2 separate regions of the Homo sapiens genome follow, and region 2 is linked to region 1. Evidence: chromatin contacts called from ENCODE Hi-C or POLR2A ChIA-PET data. All regions are on one chromosome and are shown on one strand. Each heading gives the region's core, a stretch centred on a gene start or an enhancer-like site at or near the end of the contact. The rest is flanking DNA. Distances are from core to core; before and after follow the strand shown.

Region 1 (3,984 bases), core at 119-2,618:
GGGGGCACTGGCGGTCTCCAAAGGGGAGGGCTGGCCAGGAGCTGCTCCATCCTCCCTCGACCCAGCCCCGGCCGGCGTGGAAGCTGCACGTGGTGCCCGGGCCAGAGCTGGGGAGGGGAGCCCCACAGCGGCAGCGGCTCCCCGGGCATTGCTAGGTTACCGACGTGTGCACAGCCGGCGACGGGAGCGGGAACGCACGCTCCACCCGAACCCCTTTCCCCGATACCGAGGCCGGGCCTCCCCCGCGAGGGGATGGGTGTGCTTCACCCACCGGCGCGGAGGGCGAAACCGGGCAATCCTAGAATTTTCCGGATGCCACCAGGGACCTTCTTCCTAGTCAACGAGGGGGCGGGGGAGGAGTGGAAGGCGAGAAGAGGCTGGCAAGGGGGCTCCGGCTGAAGACTTGCGGCCCTCCTGCCATCGCTCGGGGGCGTTGAAGGAAAGTTGAGCCCGAGGACACTGAACCCGAATCACCCCGACTCGCCGCCCCTCCGGCTGCACCGCGCTCCACACACTCCACGGCCGCCCCCACCCCACAAATGCAGAATTAACTCTGACATTCAGGGCCTGGAGGGGAGCGCGGAGTGGCTGTCACGCATGTCCCCTCTCTGTGTAGACGACACCGAGCTGGCAGCACCCTCTCCAACCCCCTCAACCCATCCAGCGCCGCGGGGAAGGGGGAGGGGGCTGGAGGACCATGACAGGATCGGATTTGGCAGCGGGTGCCCGGGCTCTGGCTGCTCACCGTTCGCGTGGTCCGCTTGCTGCTGCCGTTGATGCTGCATTTTTTTCATCATCATCATCATCATCATCCACGAACATTTATTGAGCGACTACTGTGTGCAGGGCACTGTGCTGGGCGTTGAGGCGGGGGCGGAATGGGGAAGGGGATCACCAAGAGGTAGGAGCCGCGGTCCCTGCCCTTATTCTCGCTTCAGCAGGGGGGTGGGGAGGGACGGGGACAAATAACAGAAAATAAGGATAATTGATTTAAAAAAAAAACCGCTCGCCACCCAAGCTCTCTCTTTTTCAAAAATGGAGCAAAATAAACTTTTTAAAAAAATAAAATCCAATGTATATATTATCTTAATAATATATACATGTAATTTTTTGCTGCAAAGGAGAACTGGCTTGTCCCCTCCTCTAGCGGAGAGACGCCGCGGTGATGCCGGCCCGGCCGCCGGGGCCGCTCGGCGCTCCCCCCATGCCCGCCCGTCTGCCCGCCCGCCGCGGTGCCCGGTGCCCGCCGCCGCCGCCCGCGCCGCCGCTGGCTCGGGACCGCGGGCAGCCGGAGCTCACATCCGGGGACGGAGGCGCTCGCCCGCCCGCTCGCTCCGCGCCCGCCGCGCCGCGCCGCACGCCGGCTTCGCCCTGGCGACGCTGCGCGCCCGCCGCCGTCCCCCGCCCTCCGCCCGCCCCGAGCCGCCCACGGCCCGCGCCGCGCCGCGCCCCGGCGGGTCTGCAGCCCGGCGCGCGGTTCTGCCCGGCACCACTTGCGCGCTCGGGGTGGCCGTCGCGTGGGACTCGGGGTGCCGCCACCCCAGCCTGGCCCGGCTGACCTGCGGGCTCCAAAGGGTTAAGCGCGCTCCAGCGGCGGGCTGCCCGGTTAACCCCCTCCGCGCCGCACGGTGCGCTCTCCCCCCGGGACCCGGAGGAGGCAGGCGGCGCCAGTGTCTCCCGCGGCGCTGGGGTGCGGATGAACCGCTCCTCCCCGCGCATTTCTGGGCTGGGGGACAGCTCGGGCTCCCGCGCCGGCCCCGACTCCGCGCCGGCCTCCTCTGCGCACACCTGGAGGAGGCCCCGCCCCCTGGGAGCTCAGGTGCTAGCGGGCGGTAGCTGCTGCGGTCTCCGAGCTCATCCTCGTCAAGGCTCGGCCGGGCTCCCTGGCTGCTCCGGAGCGGGGCAGGCGCCCCCTGCTTTTCTCCGGCCCTTTCTGGAATCGGGGGGGTTGGGGTAGCCCGGGTCTGTAGAGAGCACTCACTACCCCAGGTAACTGCCTGCAGCTGGAACCGCGAATCCAGGGCGCCCCCCATCTTCTCCCCTGCCCTGCGCCTGGCCTGGCGTCGCGGAAGGCAACGGGGATGGGGGGCAATATCTCCCCCCACCCCACCCCGCCCCCACGTGTGTTTGGAGGCAGGTACAGGGAAGTCAAAGCCAAGGTCTTTCAAACCGCTCGTGTTGTTCAAGGAAATAGACGGTGCTGCTGAAACTGTTGCCTCCAGTCTGGGAGCTGAAGGGAGTAGTTTATTTTTTGATACCTTCGCTGGCTTGGATTTAGGGTGGGGGAGATTTGCAAACGGCAGCTCCTGTCTAAAGGGGAAAATACTTTATCTAGTGGATGACTGATATTTTTCATTTAGCTTTGTGCTGCCTGTTAGGAGAAGGGCGTCTGCTTTGTTACTTCACAGGATTCGATTTATTTGCTTTTGTTCCTATCTGCATGTTCCTACGGCGTTTTAGAACGTTTCAGAACAGTGACTTTAAAGCGAAAATAAAGTAAAAGCTCAGCGTGAATTAAGAAAAATAAGTGTTTATGGGAAGGTGCTCCTTACCCAAAGAGAACACACTAGTCATCCTCAATTGTTGGGGGGCACCTGGGCAGAGAGACTGGGGACCAGACAGAAGACTCTCCAGAGGCCTTCCTGAGGGGGTGTCTGGTCCGTGAGGATGAAAACAACCAGGCTCTTGTCCTTTTTTGTGCTTTGTTTTTGGAGACTGGAGAGGCGAGAAATCGCCCTACGGTCTAGTAACAATATAAAGCTGGCCTGGGCCACCTCTCCTATGGCTGCTTCTGATCCAAAATCTGAAGGGAATAGAAGACGGTTCCCTCCAAAGAAACTAGCCCATCCAAGGAGCATGTATGAAATTCACAAGTACACATGTCACTTTCAGAACTCCTGGTCTAAAGCCTTGCCTCTTGAGGCCTTTTCTACAAAATTCCCTGAGCAAGTTTGTTTTATGATACCTTTGCTGGCTCAGATTTGGAATGGGGGAGATTTGCAAACAGCAGCTCCTGTCTAGAGGGAAAAATACTGTATCTAGTGGATGACTGAGCCGAACCATATTTGCTCATTGTTCAGTTCAGTGCAGCCAGCATTCATAAGGCACCGGTTAAGAATAAGGGTCTGGTCTAGATGTCAGGACAAATCTATGGCACAGTTCCTTCCTCAAGGACAACCTAATGACAGAAGAAAAGTTTGTATACTTTTTTTTTTTTTGAGACGGAGTCTTGCTCACTCTGTTGTCCAGGCTGGAATGCAGTGATGCAGTTTCAGCTCACTGTAACCTCTGCCTGTTGAGTTCAAGAGAGATTCTCCTGCCTCAGCCTCCTGAATAGGTGGGACTACAGGCGCGCGCCACCACCCTCAGGTAATTTTTGTATTTTTAGTAGAGACGGGGTTTCACCGTGTTGGCCAGGCTGGTCTCAAACTCCTGACCTCAGGTGATACACCTGCCTCGGCCTCCCAAAGTGCTGGGATTACAGCCGTGAGCCACCGCGCGCCCGGCCGTGTATACTTCTTTCATACCATGCAAACATAGCAGCTATAACAAGTATGAAAAAGCGCTATACAAGCATCAGACAGATTAATTGTAACTGAGGGAACTGAGATGTTTTCACAGAAGAGAGGGCATTTGAACTGATTCTTAAAAACTGACCGGGAGAAAGAGGGATGAATAGGTGGCATACAGGGAATTCTAGGGCAGTGAAGCTATTCTTTATGATACTGCCATGATGGACGTAGGACATTATGCGTTTGTCAAAAACCCGTTGGACTGTACACCACAAAGCATAAACCCTAATGCAAACTATAGACTTTTGTTAATAGTAGTACCACAATATTGGTTCATCAATTATAACACTGGGGTGTACCAGTGTTATAACTGTGTATATAGTGTAGCTCACTAATGCAAGATGTTAATAGGAGAAACTGTTGGGGGAGAGAATATATGGGAATTCTGTCCTTGCTGCAAAATTTTTCTGTA
Region 2 (3,523 bases), core at 503-3,002, 61 kb before region 1:
CAAAACACACTTAGAGAACAGAAAGACAGCTGGGCATGGTGGCTCATGCCTGTAATCCCAGCACTTTGGGAGGCCAAGGTGAGCTGATCACTTAAGGTCAGGAGTTCAAGACCAGCTTGGCCAACATGGTAAAACCCCATCTCTACTAAAAATACAAAAATTAGCCAGACATGGTGGTACATGCCTGTAGCCCCAGCTACTCAGGAGGCTGAGGCAGGAGAATCACTTGAACCCAGGAGGCAGAAGTTGCAGTGAGCCAAGATCACATCGCTGCACTCCAGCCTGGCAACAGAGCAAGACTCTGTCTCAAAAAAAAATTAAAAAAAAAAAAGAGAGCAAGAGAGATAATAGAAAGACAAGCTATAGACTGAGAGAAAATATTTGCAAATCACATATCTGATAAAAGACCTGGATCCAGGATATATGGGGCACTTTTCAAATTGAACAGTAAAAAGAAACCCAAAAGACAGAAATAGTCACTTCACCAAGTCACCAAAATAATAATAAACAGGTGGCAAATAAGCGCATGAAATAACATAACATTATTATCCATTAGGAAATAAAAATTAAAACCAAAATGAGATACTACTACGCACCTATTACAGAAGCTAAAATAAAAAGTACTGACACGATTAAGTGTTGGCAAGAATGTGAAGCAACTATAGCTCTCATACACTTCTGGTGGGAATACAAAATGGTACAGCCATTTTAGAAAGCAGTTAGCTTCTTATAATGTTAAATATACAATTCCACTCCTAGGTATTTACGCTAGTGAACATCTATATTCATACAAAAACCTGTACGTTTCTAGCACCTTTTTATAATCACCAGAAACTGGAAATAACCCAAATTTCCTTCAACAGATAAATGGATAAACTGTACTATATCCATAAATGTAATATTACTCAGCAATAAAAAAGAACGATTTCTCCACACTCCTAAACATGGATGAATATCAAAGGCATTATGCTGAGTGATTCCATTTACATGACATTCTGGAAATGACAAAACTATAGCAATAGAGAACAGATCAGTGGTTGCCATGGGCTGGGGTAAAGGAAGAATAGGACTACAAGAGGCAGGATAAGTTTTGCGGGGGACAAAACTGTTCTGTTATCTTAATTGTGGTAAGAGATACAACAATTTATATGTTAAAGCTCACAGAACTGTATACACGTGCACACACCCCGATTTTTACTGTATGTTAATTTTTAAATTAATAAATAATCTGAGCAGTGTGTATCAAGAATAAAAAAGAATTTCTAAAGGCAGAGAAAGGAGCCCTAGATGAGAAGTAGGCAGGCATTCCCGTCTGCTGAGATGCAAACAGGGTTTAAAGATTCTTCCTTCCCAAAAGGTCAGGCGCAACTGATAACAAGTTGGGAGGAGGGGGTGGTGAGAAATGGACCATGATTGAGAATGATTTGAAGAGAAAAAAGACATGTGCCAATATAGCATTAAATGAAAGGGCTGTGGGCCTCAGGTTTAGAAAGTCCTAGATCTCTCTTTTATATGTGCCTTTTGTCAACTTATTTCTCTGTTCCCTGGGAAGTACCTCAGAAAAAAAAAAAAAAAAAAAAAACACACACACACACACACACACACCCACCAGAAAAAGCAGCCAGAGAGCAATAGGGGAAAGGGCAGAAGGTCCACCAACCACAGCCACTTTCACACTGAACTCCACGGGCAAAGCCCTATCCTGCATCTTGTTATACGACTGTGACTGAGAGCCTTGTTCAAATGCTCAATATTTTCCACAGCTTTGTAAAATACAGGGCCATAAAAAACATAGCTGGAAATCCCAGCATTGATTCATCTCACAAGCCCGTGACACTAAATGTTTGATAAGTCTTTCTCAGTTTCTAGTTCAATCATTTGGTTATGGCATCCTCATGGGACCACGCCAGATACACTACATAGAAATAGTAGGATATAAGCTATGGGAAACATAGTTTTGCTCTAATATAATTACAAGTTTTCACCTTCATTCTATTTCATTATATTCTCTTTAAAATGTCATAATCCTACATATTTGAAAATGATATTATCATTCACAATGCAAATTTGAAAAGGGGAAGTTGTTGTTTCTGATTAAGTCAATGTATGAGAGTCAGGGGTATTTACTATCTCCCTGGCTGCCAACAGAACCTTTTCCTGTTTATGACTAGAATGCAAATAGTCATTGAGCTCAGAAGAATGTTGAGTCCAAGAACTTAACCAGCTTTAGGCATCATTAATCAACAAAATATTGATTGTTTACTGGGTACAAGGCCATGTGCTGGTCCCTGGGTGGTTACAAATGGATAAGATGTAAGCCACCAATGTGCTTTAACCTCACGCAGCAAAAGCCACATAAACTGTGCTATGGGAGAGGGAACAAAGAAGAATCTAATCCCTACCCTTGAGGGAGACTAAAAAGTAACTAAAGAGAGAAGCGGAATGTATTTGAAAAAGACCTAGGAAACGGTAACGAAATCTAAGTGCATGTTCAATTCAACAGCCATCCTGTTGTGGACTCAAAGGTGGTGGCACGAAGAAGGGAGCCCCTTGAACTCATCAGGGCATGCTCACAGAGAAGCTGAGTTTGGCAGAAAGGCCTGGAGAGTGAGGGGGCTGTGAGGCTAGACACAGCATGACTTGTAGGAATTGCATATGATTGTTCATAGCAGTAAAAGCAAATTACTGACACAATTTCTATTTTTGTAACGTCTTTTTTCTGTGGTACAATACTAGACATTCTGGTTTTAAAACACACATATAGGCACACTTACAGTTTAGGACACCCTCACAAAGATTGACACAAATATGATTTGTATGATAATTTTCCACCTTTTTTTTTTTTTTGAGACAGAGTCTCACTCTGTTGCCCAGGCTGGAGTGCAATGGTGCCATCTTGGCTCACTGCAAGCTCCGCCTCCCGGGTTCACGCCATTCTCCTCCCTCAGCCTCCCAAGTAGCTGGGACTATAGGCACCCACCACCACGCCCAGCTAATTTTTTGTATTTTTAGTAGAGACAGGGTTTCACTGTGTTAGCCAGGATGGTCTCCATCTCCTGACCTCATGATCTGCCCGCCTTGGCCTCCCAAAGTGCTGAGATTACAGGTGTGAGCCACCATGCCCAGCCCATGATTTTCCACTTTAACACAAGTCTCTAGGTAACATATCTAGTATGGAAAGCTCCTACTGCAAAGGCTTAGGCCTTAGAAGAACCTTTGAACTCACCAGTCCTAATTTTTACTCTCTCTTCCAATGCAAAGACTGACTGCCAGGGAATCAAATCTGTTGACTGTATAGGGCTAAATATTACAGAATCTGGAGCCTATGTCTGGCGTGTGTACATGTGACTTGTCATAGGGTTGGATAAAGACCCTACTTATCATTACACTGTTACAACTGCATTGGAAAGAAAATGGTTCTGGTTACAAATTGCAAATGTAACAACTATTTCTTTTTCTAATCAAAAAACATTCCCGTAGAAATGGTGGAAGTCATACACACACACATACCCATACACACACA

What was found. Hi-C counts contacts between places; a loop is a spot of excess contacts on that map. ChIA-PET counts read pairs that join two places held with the same protein, here RNA polymerase II (POLR2A). Pooled maps may share reads with other maps.
Region 2: a loop to region 1 is called in a pooled map, with 1.9 times the contacts of the local background. The contact joins the enhancer-like site here to the promoter of CACNA1D in region 1. A Hi-C loop is called at or near these places in 1 of 168 maps with a recorded cell type or tissue (sigmoid colon) and 1 of 50 pooled maps. POLR2A ChIA-PET finds 5 or more read pairs at or near these places in 1 of 52 experiments (WTC11).

The regions. Positions count from the first base shown.
Region 1 is chr3:53,491,995-53,495,978 of GRCh38, reverse strand. It overlaps CACNA1D (calcium voltage-gated channel subunit alpha1 D), which reads right to left and starts at 1,368. Exons shown (of 48, transcript NM_001128840.3): 1 at 746-1,368. The coding sequence starts at 812. RefSeq lists enhancers at 1-303, 304-1,089, 1,420-1,919.
Region 2 is chr3:53,553,520-53,557,042 of GRCh38, reverse strand. All of the region lies in intron 3 of CACNA1D (calcium voltage-gated channel subunit alpha1 D), which reads right to left. Among named protein-coding and RNA genes, the nearest start is that of CACNA1D, 61 kb to the right of the region's middle. Within about 2 kb of position 1,752, at least 2 of the 41 ENCODE cell types and tissues checked have a DNase peak (open chromatin) inside an H3K27ac peak, as active enhancers do.